Regions from separate parts of the Homo sapiens genome. Here all the other regions are linked to region 3. A link is a contact called in ENCODE Hi-C data. All regions are on one chromosome and are shown on one strand. Each heading gives the region's core, a stretch centred on a gene start or an enhancer-like site at or near the end of the contact. The rest is flanking DNA. Distances are from core to core; before and after follow the strand shown. Region 1 has its middle 82 kb from the start of DCK. Region 2 has its middle 77 kb from the start of SLC4A4. Region 3 holds the start of SLC4A4 (solute carrier family 4 member 4).

What was found. Hi-C counts contacts between places; a loop is a spot of excess contacts on that map. Pooled maps may share reads with other maps.
Region 1: a map of ascending aorta shows a loop between it and region 3 (6-fold over the local background). The contact joins the enhancer-like site here to the promoter of SLC4A4 in region 3. A Hi-C loop is called at or near these places in 2 of 168 maps with a recorded cell type or tissue (ascending aorta and gastrocnemius medialis) and 3 of 50 pooled maps.
Region 2: a map of natural killer cell shows a loop between it and region 3 (4-fold over the local background). The contact joins the enhancer-like site here to the promoter of SLC4A4 in region 3. A Hi-C loop is called at or near these places in 1 of 168 maps with a recorded cell type or tissue (natural killer cell) and 3 of 50 pooled maps.

Annotation. Positions count from the first base shown.
Region 1 is chr4:71,072,636-71,077,668 of GRCh38, forward strand. It overlaps a transcript of SLC4A4 not described here. Among named protein-coding and RNA genes, the nearest start is that of DCK, 82 kb to the left of the region's middle. Within about 2 kb of position 2,221, at least 6 of the 41 ENCODE cell types and tissues checked have a DNase peak (open chromatin) inside an H3K27ac peak, as active enhancers do; they include ascending aorta, where a contact is called at or near this core.
Region 2 is chr4:71,108,201-71,112,788 of GRCh38, forward strand. It overlaps a transcript of SLC4A4 not described here. Among named protein-coding and RNA genes, the nearest start is that of SLC4A4, 77 kb to the right of the region's middle. Within about 2 kb of position 2,996, at least 3 of the 41 ENCODE cell types and tissues checked have a DNase peak (open chromatin) inside an H3K27ac peak, as active enhancers do; they include natural killer cell, where a contact is called at or near this core.
Region 3 is chr4:71,184,630-71,189,368 of GRCh38, forward strand. It overlaps SLC4A4 (solute carrier family 4 member 4), which reads left to right and starts at 2,630. Exons shown (of 26, transcript NM_001098484.3): 1 at 2,630-2,772. LOC124900712 (a long non-coding RNA gene) reads right to left here and starts at 1,895. Exons shown (of 2, transcript XR_007058133.1): 1 at 1-1,895.

The DNA of each region.
Region 1 (5,033 bases), core at 971-3,470, 110 kb before region 3:
TGGGATTACATTACAGTTATAGCTTTAAAGAGAGAATTGCTGTCTTCATGATGTTGAATCTTTCTAATCATGAACCTAATATTTTGGTCCTTTTTTTTGTTGTTGCAATTATAAATGGGGGTTTATCTTCCTTTTTATTTTTATTTTTTGAGACAGGTGTCTTGCTCTGTTGCCCAGGCTGGAGTGCAGTGGCGTGATTGCAGCTTGCTCTAACCTCTGCCTCTTGGGCTTAAGCGATCCTCCCACCTCAATCTCCTGAGAAGCTGGGGCTAAAGGTGCATGCCACTATGCCCAGTTAATTTTTGTATTATTATTATTATTATTATTTTGGTAGAGACGGGGTTTCGCCATGAACTCCTGGGCTTGAGGGATCCGCCTGCCTTGGTCTCCCAAAGTTCTGGGATTACAGGTGTGAGCCACAGTGCCCAGCCTTCCTTTGGATTTTTAAACTGGTTGTTGATTGTATTAATACATATGAAGGCAATTAATGTTTGTATATTAACTTTGTAACCAGTCACATTGCTGAATTCTTTTAATTGCAATTTTTTTCCCTTTAAGTTTAACAACTGATAGATCATCTACACATTATGAAGTTTATCTCTTCCTTTGCTATTTTTATACCTAATTTCTTTTATTGACCAGTTTCATTGGCTACTATCTTTTCCAGAGCAATGTTAGATAATAATGGTGAGAGCGGTCATCTTTGAGCTAACACATTTAAATTTTTGTAAAGTAATCAAAAAGGCTATAAAATATGCTTCCTTAAAACCACCCTGGAGAATATGTTTTTAGAAAGGAAATGAAGTCAAAATGCTTTCTGCAAGGGTGCCTCATATGTTTGATTCTTTCAAGTATTCTGTTCAAATGTACCTTTTCAGTGAGACCTTCCCAGACCACCTATTTAAAAGTGCACAACCCCCACCTCTCCACCTATTCTGGTTGATTTTTCTCTGTAGCATTTATCACCACTTCACAAACTATATTTCACATATTTATTTTTATAATGTATGTTTCCCTCCACTGGAATGTAAGCTCTACTAGTGTAAGGAATTTTACCCCCTTTTTGGTACTGCTGTCTCTCCAGCACCTAGAACAGTACCTGCACATAAAAAAAATGCTGTATAAATACTTGATGGATGGAATTTCCTAAGAAAATCCAGAAAAGGCCGGGTGCGGTGGCTTACACCTTTAAAATCCCAGCATTTTGAAAGGCTGAGGCGGGTTGACCACTTGAGCTCAGGAGTTCAAGATCAGCCTGGGCAATATGGCGAAAACCTGTCTCTACAAAAAAATACAAAAATTAATTTGGTGTGATGGTGTGTGCCTGTAGTCCCAGCTACTTGGGAGGCTGAGGTGGAAAGACCACTTGAGCCCGGGAGAGCCAGATGCTGTCTCAAGAAAAAGAAAAAAAAAATCCAGGAAAGGTGCTACTATAAGAGAGATTTGCTTACCTCTAGTTAGATGTCAGTATAGAATAGGGATTAATTACCTGAAAAACTTGATGGAACTTTAAAAAGTTTAGTGACATCATTTATTTCTGTCACTCTGTTTCTCCATAGTGATAAATAATAAATGAGAATCTTCAAATCCCAGTGAGTCTGGGAAGATAAGAATCCAGGTGTTGAGAGCTGTAAAGAGGAGAATAGGCTGAGACTTGAGGCTGCACCAGCAAGAGTTCCCATATAGCTCCCTGACTGGCATCTATTTTAAAGAAAAATTTTTCATCTGTTTTGCAGAAATGACCATTAAAGTATTTTACTAGAAATATAATTCACCAGGAGAAATTGAGTTCCACAAAACAAACTTCATTGTTGTTCAAAACAGATGTTCCTTTCTTTGTACTTAACTCACCATTAAAATTAAACACAGCAAGGTCTTTCAAAAAAGCAGTGAGAAACTTTAAAGGAGTTATGTCTAGGACGTAGCCATGATTATTAAGAAAAAGAAAGGAAGGAAAGGAGGGAGGAGGAAGGAAAGAGGAAAGGAAGAAAGGAGAAAAAGGAGAAGAGAAAGGAAGGAAGAAGGGGAGGAAGGAAGAAGGGAGGGAAAGAGGGAAGGGAGCAAGCAAAAAGAAAAATGAAGGAAGAAAATAAAGGTTATGAGATTTAAACAAAGTAGTTTGTGCAACTGTGTGCAAATTCTGTCGGCAAATTGTCCTGGTGGCCTCAGTGTGGGAAAATGAGTTGCTCAGCAGGGACTGCTAAAAATACAGCAACCAGGAAGACGAAATGACTTCACGCTGGCACATTTGCCTGGCTAGTGCTTGATCGTTGTTTGTTCTGACTTCTACTTCTGGTACAGTGTCAGTGCCTCTCCTTAAACTTTGTTCATTAGAGTAAAAGGATTAGCTTGAACCTGGAGGACATATAACAAGGCTTAATTCAGAAGCCAAAATTGGGGATCTCTAGCTCAGAGACGCTCTTCACATTTGCGCTATTATTAGCACCAGGATTAGGCTGAATTTAGACTAGCATTCTTATTGCACCTGATGGGAAAATAGGAGGTTACTGCATTTAGACTGAAGGAAATCACGAATGTCAGCCTACTATTAACAATGTTTTAGATAAAAATCGCAAGAATCTATGTTAGGATCTTAAAGTGGATTTCAAAGCAGTGTGTTGTTCATCCGGACTAGTCTCTTCCTTCCTTGCTATTGTGATTTCTATTAATGTATTTCTTTCTTACCTTCCATTTCATCCCAGATGGACATAAGGGACTGTCTTTTTCAGTGAGGCAAAGGAAATGCAATCCTATTTTTTGTCTCTCATTTCAATCAGAGAAAAAACAAAAGCCCTTGCCATGCTCTGTAAGGTACTTCGTGATCTCCAGCTTCACTTCTCACCCCCTTCCTTCTTGCTCACTTCACATCAGCCACACTGGCTTCTGCTGTTCCTTGAACATGCCAAACCCACTGTTGTCCCAGGAACTTTGCCCTTGCTGTTCACGCTGCCTGGGGTGTTTCCGCCAGCTCTCTCCATGGCTCACTCCAGCTCTTCCTTCAGGTCTCCGCTCAAATGTCTTGGCTGACTACCCAATCTGAAATAGCAATCACGGCCGGGCGCGGTGGCTCACGCCTGTAATCCCAGCATTTTGGGAGGCCGAGGTGGGCAGATCACAAGGTCAGGAGTTCAACATCTGATCAACATGGTGAAACCCCGTCCCCACTAAAAATACAAAAATTAGCCAGGCATGGTGGTGGGCGCCTGTAGTCCCAGCTACTCGGGAGGCTGAGGCAGGAGAATTGCTTGAACCTGGGAGGAGGTTGCAGTGAGCCAAGATTGCCATTGCACTCCAGCCTGGCGACAGAGCGAGACTCCATCTCTAAATAAATAAATAAATAAATAAATAAATAAATAAATAAATAAATAAATAGCAATCCCGTCAACCTGCCCCTGTTTCCCCTTACCTATCTTACCCTACTTCATGTTTGCTTATTGTTTTTATCACAACCTAACAAATTATATTTTTGTTTATTTATTTATTGTCTTTCTTCCTCAGCTACAGTGTAAACTCCACTGAGGACAAAACGAATTCCTCAGTGCTTAGAATGTGTTCTTAGTCCCGAGAATGTTATCTGGAAAATGAAGCAGATGCTTGAAGAATATTGTTGAATGAATAAAAGAATCTACTTTTGTCTGTAATCCCAGCATTTTGTGAGGCTGAGCTGGGCGGATCAACGGAGGCCAGAAGTTCAAGACCAGCCTGGCCAACATAGTGAAACCCTGTCTCGACTAAAAATACCAAAAAATTAGCTGGCATGGTGGCACATGCCTATAATCCCAGCTACTCAGGAGGCTGAGGCAGGAGAATCACTTAAACCCGGGAGGAGGAGGTTGCAGTGAGCCAAGATTGCATCATTGCACTCCAGCCTGGACAATGAAGCCAGACTCTGTCTTTAAAAAAAAAAAAAGTATCAACTTTAATCCTGGGCACTTTAATGTGAAGGTTTGTTTCTTTGGGTTTTCTGCAATGTGCTTAACTCTTCTGTGGCAGTTGGGAATGTATTTCTCATTTAACATTAAAAGCCATCTATTTTTGCAAAATGTTTTATAAATATGAACTTTAAAAAATAAGGCCAGGCACAGTGGCTGACACCTGTAATCCCAGCACTTTGGAAGGTTGAAGCGGGCAGATTGTTTGAGTGCAGGAGTTTGAGACCAGCTGGGGCAACATGGCAAAACCACATTTTTACAAAAAATACAAAAATTAGCCTGGCATGATGGAGAGGGCTGTAGTCCCAGCTTCTTGGGAGGCTGAGACAGGAGAATTGCCTGAGCCTGGGAGGCAGAGGTTGCAGTGAGTTATGATTGCATCACTGCACTCTAGCATGGGCAAAAGTGAGACCCTGTCTCAAAAAAAAATACATATACATATATATGTGTAAAAACACATATACATATATGTAAAAATACATATACATATACATAATATATAATATATACATAAATATATATATATAAAATAAAATATGTAAGGAGGTTATGTTTGAAGTTGATTAATTAGTGGTCCTGGATTTTTAGAGTATGTACTTTTTTTTTTTTTTGAGACGGAGTCTCGCTCTGTCACCCAGGCTGGAGTGCAGTGGCGAGATCTCAGCTGACTACAACCTCTGCCTCCTGGGTTCAAGTAATTCTCCTGCCTCAGCCTCCCGAGTAGCTGGGATTACAGGTGCCCACCCCCATGCTCGGCTAATTTTTGTATTTTTAGTAGAGACAGGGTTTCACCATGTTGGCCAGGCTGGTCTCGAACCCCTGACCTCAGGGGATCCCTCCCACCTTGGCCTCTCAAGGTGCTGGGATTACAGGCATGAGCCATCTTGCCCAGCCCTGAGTATGTACTTTTAATATTGGTTTCTATCTCGTTCTACCTATCACACTCTGTGTTAGGTAGACAAAGATAAAGACCCAAAGAAGATATTTATTCAATTAATCATTATCCAGGCTAATGGACCAGCTACTTGCTATACCCATTTTGCCTGTGTTTGTTTTTATATTTTCCATGTGTTAGAGACAATCAATATTTTGGCTGAGAAA
Region 2 (4,588 bases), core at 1,746-4,245, 76 kb before region 3:
AGTAATAGCTTTTATCATTTCCCATGTGTTTATTTTTATTACAATCTTATTTGTGCATGTGGCTTCCAACTACTGTCTAATGTTCTTTCATTTCAACCTAGAGGACTCCCTTGACCATTCTTGCAGGGCAATTCTAGTGCCTCAATTTTTGTTTATCTGAGAATGCCTTAGTTTCTCCCTCACTTTTGAAAGATAATTTTGCTGCATATAGGATTCTTGTTGACCATTTGTTTCTTTTAGCACTTTAAACAAAATATATTAGCCCACTGCTTCTGGCCTCCAAAGTTTCTGATGAGAAATATGCTGATAATTGTATTGAAGATTTCTTGTATGTGATGAGTTGCTGCTCTCTCGTTGCTTTCAAGATTCTCTTTGCCTTTGTCTTTTAACAGTTTAATTATAATGTGTCTCAGGATGGGTCTCTGAGTTTAACCTAGTTGGAGTTTGTTGAGCTTCTTGGATGTTTATATTCATATATTTCCATCAAATTTGGGGAATTTTTAGCCATTGTTTCTTCAACTGTTCTTCCAACCCCTTTCTCTCTCTCTCTTCTCATTCTGGAATCCTGGAAAGTCTGAAATTTTTAATTTCAGTTATTTTGCCTTTCAACTTCAGAATTTCTTTTTGGTTTCCTTTCAGGTTTTCTATCTCTTTATTGGTATTTCAATCTGTTCAGATATTGTTTTCTTGAATTTCTCCATGTCTTCCTTTAGTTCTTTAAGCATCTTTAAGACAGATATTTTAAGCCTTTATCTAGTTGATCTGCCATTAGGTCTTTCTCAGGGACATTTTCTGTTGGTTTATATATATTTTTTCTTTAAATGGGCTATATTTTCCTATTCCTTTACATATCTTGTGATTTTTTGTTGAAATCTGGATATTTGACTCTAATAATGTGATGTCTCTGAAAATCAGATTCTCCTCTTCCTCAGGGTTTGCTGTTTTTGTTTTTGTTTTTTGATTGCTGTAGGCTGTCTCTGTGCTGAGAATCTGCCTTAGGTATGAACTGAAGATCTTTTCAGAGCCTACATCTTTTCCTGGGCATTCATGGTGATTTTCTAATTTCCCCCATATATGTAGTTGCTTTTGAGTGTCCTAGTCTTTAAAGTCTGGCTCCCAAAAGAGGAAAAAGAGAAAAACGAAGGGGGGAAAATGCACCAATCCTTTAAATCCCCTGGAAGTCACTTCAACCAAAGGGAGAGAGGCTTGCAACAATGGAGGGAGGTAAACAATAATGGCCACTGCCTCCCTGTTGCATCTCTGTGATCAGAGGCAGCAATCAACGATTGGAGCTCAGGTCCCTGATATTTGGAGGACAGGGTCCTTTATTTTTATTTTTATTTTTCTACCTTTTTTTTTTTGAGAGGAGTCTTGCTCTGTCACCCAGGCCAGAGTACGGTGGCACCATCTCAGCTCACTGCAACCTATGCCTCTTGGATTCAAGAGATTGTTATGCCTCAGCCTCCCAAGAAGCTGGGACTACAGGTGTGCACTGCCACACCAGGCTACGTTTTGTATTTTTAATAGAGATGGGTTTTCACTATGTTGGCCAGGCTGGTCTCGAAACCCTGACCCCAAGTGATCTGTCGTCCTCGGCCTCCCGAAGTGCTGGGATTATAGACATGAGCCACCACACCCGGCAATTTTTCTACCTTTTTTACCAAAGGGGAAATAGGGTGCTTTTAAAAATCTAGCCTTGCTCCCAAAGTTGTGTGCAAGGTTGCTCTAGGAACACATGCACAACTGCCTGCCAGTGGGATGGGGGTGGAAGGAGGATGGGTAGCTATTGCTGAGCTAAGAGCTGAAATTGATGAAAATTATTTGCAACTTACCATCCAAGTTTTCCCCTGGAAGTTGCAAATCTTCAATAGACTACAGAGTTCCAAAATCGTTGCATCAGGCAGATTGCTGGATTGTAATTACTGTCTGGGTGGGGAAACAGATTCCTGGTGCTTTCTATTCAATCATCTTCCCAGCATCCTCTGTGGCCTAGTGTACATTTTAATTTTTATTATTTATTTATTTATTTTCTTAGACAGGGTCTCACTCTGCTGCCCATGCTGGAGTGCAGTGGTATGATCATGGCTCACTGCAGCCTCGACATTCCAGGCTCAAGAGATCTTCCCACCTCAGCCTCCTGAGTAGCTGGGACTACAGGCACATGTTACCATGCCCAGCTAATTTTCGTAGAGATGGGGTTTCACCATGTTGCTCAGGCTGGTCTCAAACTCCTGACCTCAGGTATTCCACCCACCATGGTCTCCCAAAGTGCTGGGATTACAGATGTGAGCCACTGTACCTGGGCAAATCTCATGGTAACTTTTATGTTAACTTTAAAGTGAAACGAAATAATTCCTTAATTGTATGAATTAACCTTTAGAAGTTCCATGGATGGATCCTTGTTCTTGCCTAAGTTCGTAGGGCAGGCATATCTAATGGTCAGAAATATGAGCTGGGGAGTTTAGGTAATTAGATATGCTTACTAAGGCTATCCATGTTTACTCTGAGAGAAGTCAACTGATGTTTTGTTTGTAGGTCATTGTATAATATCTGTTTGGGAGGCTCTAGATTCTTTTTAAATGATTTGCTTTGTAATGGGCTCTTCAGTTTGAAGTACTGTGTATAATTTAGTTCTGTGTACAATACAATCCCCAGGCCCCTCTTTAATAAAGATGTTTACCTACATTTCCTTCTCAAGTGCTCTGTTGCCCTTTAATCAGATCAAACTTGATCTAAAAAAATCAGGTCCTTTTACTCTCAGATGCTATTTTATACTCTAATCATGGTTGGGATACTTCAGAATATTAGAAGTAGCTTGTCAGGTTCCAGCCACTTGTTCAAAATCTGGGCAACTCCAGCTTCACCTCTCAGTATGCCTAAAGGTTAATTATATTTACAGGATAAAAAAATTATTTAATCTCATGAACTCAGTGTCTGGCTTTATGATAATCAACCATGGTGGTTTGCCTGGGACTGTCTAGGTTTTCATGCTGAAAATATCCTGTGTCCTGGGGAAATCTCTCAGTACTGAATAAACGTAGACAACTTGTCACCCTATTTGGCCTACAAATATTTCCTGCTTTTCTTTTTAAAAGCCACATAAAAGCCAGATGTAAGGGTATCAGATGACTGCTAAGTTGCATGTTCTTGTTCTTCTTAATCTCTATTTATTTATTTAGAGACAGAGTCTTGCTCTTGTCACCCAGGCTGGAGTGCAATGACGTGATCTTGGCTCACTGCAACCTCTGCCTCCGGGGTTCAAGTGATTCTCCTGCCTCAGCCTCCTGAGTAGCTGGATTACAGGTGCCTGCCACCACGCTCAGGTTTTTTTTTTTTTTTTTTTTTTTTTTTTGTATTTTTAGTAGAGATGGGGGTTTCACCATGTTGGCCAGGCTGGTCTTGAACTCCTGACCTCAGGTGATCCACCCCACCCGCCTTGGCCTCCCAAAGTGCTGGGATTACAGGCTTGAGCCACTGTGCCTGGCCGCTAAATTTCTTTTTATTTATTTGTTTGAGACAGAATCTCACTCTATCACCCAGGCTGGAGTGCAGTGGTGCTTTTTTTGGCTCACTGCAACCTCTGCCTCCCAGGCTCAAGTGATTCTCCTGCCTCAGCCTCCCGAGTAGCTGGGATCACAGGCACGTGCCACCACACTCAGCTAATTTTTGTATTTTTAGTAGAAACAGGGTTTCACCATGTTGGCCAGGCTGGTCTTGAACTCCTGCCCTCAAGTGATCCACCCGCCTCGGCCTTCCAAAGTGCTGAGATTACAGACGTGAACCACTGTGCTTGGCCTTAAATTTCTTAATATTCACAGACTGCTGGCAGTTTTGACCAAGTAAGGAGTTGAGAGACATCCTGTGCTACAACCATCTGAGTTTACAGATGAATAAAATTTCAATTGCATAGGCAAGTTTTGGCTATCTTCCTTCCACTCTGGCTGCTATGGCACCAGATTTCTGCAATGTCTTCAAACATCTCCTTTCCACTAATTAAAAACAAACAATTATGTTGGAACATCAATCACAGTAACAGGAAAGAGTAGCATTCGGTTAGTTTTAAATTGTCCAATAGTCTTTTTCTAATGTCTCTATTTGCGTCATAGGAGTTTTAACTTCCCTTGTGTCTAAAGTTCAATGTCTCTCATGGATTACTCATATTATCTGAGTGTGAAAATAAATATAGTCGGGTTAATTAGCATCAATTTTCATAAAATCCCAGAGTAATTTTACACAATGCTTCCTGGGAAGAAATAAATTAAACTTGATAACTGAGATGATGGGATCTAAAATAGAAGCTATGCATAAAGGAAACAAAATAAACACAGAAAAGGGAAAAAGATATTGTGTGCATTATGTGTGATATATAGATAAAGTTTTCTTTTCAGAATCACACCTTGGGCCTTTGTTATTTTGCCTCCAAAGGAAGTCAGTCTTGGGTCCCAAACAAGCAGACTGACCTTGTGGGCTTGTAGAGAATTCAAATACCCCGCTCCAATACTTGGTCATTCTGTTTCAGTAGATCTGGAGTGGGACCTGGGAATCTCTCTTTTTAATAAACTTTAAAAGTGATTCTAGTGTTCCTGGT
Region 3 (4,739 bases), core at 1,380-3,879:
AGCTGTGTGAACCCCAAGACAAAAAGAACTAATAAATCTTTCTTTGTGCTTATGAGAATCAAGAGACATGGCACAAGTTTTAGGAGAGGTGAACAAAAATCTCAGGATTCATTGTTATCACCCGGAAAAGCAATCGAAAGTGATCACATGCAGAGTTTATAAGAAAAATTAATCAATGACCTTTCAAAGGAAAACACGTATATCTCAACTACTGGACACTAATCAATAGGAAAGGAAATAGAACACTCTTTTAATTGTGGGATAGCAAACATCAAGTAATGAAAATGATAACAGAGGTTGTCAACGCTTTGCCAAAGACTCTTTTTCTCATTAATTTAAGACACATACCAAATCTCACCTCTATAGTACTCTCATTGTCTCCCTGCCTCCCACCCCACAAACCAACTTTATGCTCCTTTTAGGGTAAATTCTTGCCAATCTTTGTACTGAAATGCCTTCAGGAGTTACCTATTTAACTTACGTGAAGGAAAGTTTGATATATTTTGCAGCAGAATGCTTGAAAAATGTGTTTCTTGGACTTTTTCTTTCTTATTCACCAGCACTGAGTGTTCATGGCTGCTTCACGATTATAATGAGAAATTGCCAGCTATGTTGAAATACATAATCCACAGTGTGAAAAACTGCTGAACAGCAATGGCAAATTTTTAATACAAAAGTGACTTCCCTTTGCCTGTTAGCTTACTTTGCGGTTGCTGATTCTTGCTAACTGCCTGCTCAGGGAGTGAAAGTTAATTTTAACATTAGCCTAGAAACAGAACATAATCATTTAGGTGAAAACTTTAAAGCTAAATTTTTGTTTTATCTTTGGTTTTGAGTTTCCCATGAAAAATTCCCAGTGATATATCACTGCACTGGGTTATGTAGAATGTGTGAACATATATGTGAGCCAGATGTGACAACAGACACATGACAGTACATTTTAATTTCAGACATCAGATTGGCGTGTTTCCTTGTGCCTTCTGAGCATTAACTAAGGATTTTAAAGATAGAAACTTTTTAAAAGACACAGGCTCCATACCTGCTTTCCAAGCACTGGTGAGGCACCATGGATCTCTGGATCTCTTCCAGTTTTGAATACTAGAAAGAAAAGCCTCTGTCCTCAAATTATTTCCTCCCTACCCTCATTTTTTTTTTCTCTTGGAGGTCCTATAAGCTATAGCTTTGTATTGAAGAAATACTGGGGACCAGGAGCAGTTGGTATGTTAAATTATTTCTCTTGAGCTTTATGCATTTTGGTGGCTACTGTTGAAAACACAGTTTGGTCAGTGATGTCCACATACACATTACATATAATATGTATTACTAGAAAATGATATACACTTGCATGATATACCATGTGGTTGCAATCCATTAAGTGACTACTCTCTAGCAGTACCCAGAACAATAGATGGTGTGTCTGTGCTGACAGTCTGTTCATATCTTAATGGTTTACTTATGATTCAATAGTTTACCAATGGCAATGGTGCTGGATCACTGATATATTATTTGCTTGGCAAAGAGTACTTGAACCTCATTATTAGACTTAGGAACAGAATAAATACAAATAATCACTTTGCTAAGGCTGTTTTCCTAACTCCCAAGGAAGACAGAAAGGCATCAGTGACATAAGTGAAGGACACAGTTGACAACCACGTTATCTTCAGACATCTTTTGTTAAAGGTGAACAATTACTTAATACTGTGTTATGGCAGCACTCTATACGCCCCAAGTTTTATAAAGTAGAGTCAAGAGTGATCTGAGCTGGGAAACTCACGCAATTTTAGTTCTGCATGAAAGCACAGGCTCTCCCCACTGGGGAACTCTTTTGAGTAGGACAAAAAGCTGGACCTAGGACCCAGCCCAGGGCGTGAGAGAAAAGGAACCTGGGAGGCAAGAGCGGCCGGTCCGGAGCCGGGTCCTCCGCCAGCTCCGGGCGGGCGCTGCGCACAGAGCCCAAGCCCCCGGCGGAGGCGGCGCGGCTCGAGGCCCCTCCCCGCCGCCGATGCCCGGGCGGCTGACGCCGAGCAGCGGCCCGGAGCGGTGGGGGCCGGGCTGGCGGGCACGAGCGAGGGCAGGGCAGGGGGCCGGCCGAGGCCACTTACGGCTTTAAATATGGATCGCAGGCTCGCGCTCGCGGCACAGCCTCCGCCGCGGCCGCCTTCCGTGAGCCCCCGCACCCCGGCTTGCTCCCGAGGGGCGCCTGGGCTGGGCTCCACTGCTGCAGTGTTAGTTACTAGCAGGAACATCAGAGATCCCCATAAATATGCAGGAGCTGCAGGAGGCAAAGTAGAGTAGACGCCCGCGCTCTTACACACTCGCTCGCCGCGCACCACACAGGCTGTGTAGACATCCCCCCGCGCCACCTTTCCCCTTTCCTCGCGGGCCGTTCAGGTTGCAGTCCTGCCTGCTCCGAAGACCCTCCCGCCCCAGCGCCTTTGCCCCGCTCTCCCGCGCTCGCCTCTCTCCGGAGCGCGCACCCACCCAGGCGGCAAAGTTGTGACTACTTGGGCGCGGGTGACTGGCGCCCCGCTCGCTCCGCGCCCGGCGCAGACAACTTCCCGCGGCTCGGCCCCGCCGCGTCCCGGGCTCGCGCCTCCAGGGATTCCGCGGCCCCCCAGCCTCCAACCCCGGCGGCGCGCCGGGCAGCGCTTCGGTGGCGGCGGCGGCCGCGGTGGCAGCGAAGGCGGCGGCGGCGGCGGCAGTGGCAGTGGCCGCTGCAGCCCCACACTCCGCCGCCAAACTGGAGGAGCGACGGAAGCCAGACCCCAGGAGGTGAGCGCCCGGCCCCGGCAGCTGCCGGGAGGGTCGATGGGGTCCCTCGCTCCAAGGCGGAGGCGGGCGCGGGCCCGGGGGCCGATTCCGTAGGGCGCGCAGGCGGCCTCAGCGCGCTCCTGGGAGGGAGAGAGAGGTCAATTGCGGGCCGGGCATCCCCTGAGCTGGGCGCGGGCGGTGTGTGGAGGCTGCTTCCGCGGAAAAGTATTTTTTTTCCTTCTTAGGGTTTAGAGGAAGAGTTTGGGTGGTCTGCTTCTCCCTCACTGCTAAGTCCCCTGCGCGCAACTGGGCGTCTTTACGAGGACTGCGGGGCCAGTTCTGCGGCGGGCTGGGCTCGGGCTCAGTGACACGTGTGTTGCTGTGAGCCTGGGTGGTCGCCCTGTGACCAGGCACCTGCTTGAGAGGAACACATCCCTAAACCCATCACAGGGGGAGATTTGGGGACTCTTGGTGCTACCGAGGCCGCGGCCCCCACTTCACTGCCAGCTCCAGGACGGAGCATTTACATCTCTCCCTGGCACGCCAAAGGCGGGGGGTGAGTCAGGCAGATTCTCTGCAAGTGGCACACACACATTTATTTGCAATGGATTTGGCTAGGGGAGGCATAGGTTAAACTGGAATTTCTCTTGGCCAGCGACAACGGAGCTCTCCCTCAGGTACTGGGCAGCATGTGAGTCTTGGCAAAGAGAGGTGATTTCTTTTTTCTTAAGTGCATTTTACTCAGCCGTTGCCAGTCCGTTAATAAGTCACCAGAGGAAGGCAGGACCTGGGAACTACATCAGCAAACCGCAGCAAGCACCATAAAGACAAAAGTTCTTATAGAACAAAAAGAAAAACTTGAACTTGACGTGAAAGATGGAGGAAGCAGTTCTACCTCTCTTCTATCACTTTTTTCAGCGCCCTGTAAAACTGTTTTTTTCTATCCTTCCTTCCCTCTCAAGGCCCTACCTTCTCAGCATAATTGATCGCAGCAAGCTCTTTCCAACTTGACACTGAAGAGCAGCGACCCCTTTGGCTTACCCTCCCCATTTCTTTTCCTGGTTCGCTTCAGTGCCCTGGAAAGTTGCTCCTAATGAGAAATCAAGAACACTGGGCTGTACTAAACGCTCATTGTCTCAAATCCTGCAGCAGTTCCTTTCCTAAGAGACACTGTGTTGTACTGTATTTCTCTTTTTTCTTGTATCTTGGGACTTGGAGTTGTAATACTACCTGAATTAAATTAATTAAAGTGTACATTGCTCATTTGGGCTTTTTTTTTTCATTGTGATTTCAGTAGATTCGTCAATGCCATTAGAACAATATTCAGTAGCTTTTTATAGCCAATGTGATGTCTTTTGAAAACGTTTCTGACTACAGCTCTCTTTCTTGTGTCTTTCATATTAGCATGTAAATAATTTACATGGTCATTTTAGTACTTAGACTGAAGATATTAGTATAACTTCATTCAAAGGAAGTGTGCCTGTTTATTTTTCTATAACTTTTATAGCTGAGAAAAAACTTTTACTTTCATTTTAAAGTTAAAAGTACTGATAGGATTCTGGTCTTTGTGGTAGATCTTGAAATTGAATGATTTGTTTTAACTGTATCCCACACTGTCAAGTAAGATGACAGAGAAACTCTCATATATGTAGATGGAGACAGGAAAGCAGTACCACTACATTATGAGCTGTTGAGGCAGAGAACATTTGTAGGAGTGGGGGTGACAAGGACAAGATGGGATATTTTGATAGTCCCAGCCATGTTAAAAAAACTGAAAACTAAGAAACCCCCAACATTTTGGATTTAAGTGTACTTCAGAATGAGGGTTTTGGTGCCATTTGCTCTTTTGGGGTCATTTCTGGAGACTTAAAAACATACATTAGACACCTTACCCAATGAGATTGACAGAATGTACTCTCAGTTTAGATTAATGTATTTCTTTTAGTTCACGTAGTCAATATTAAATAATTTTAGATGTTTGAATGTTA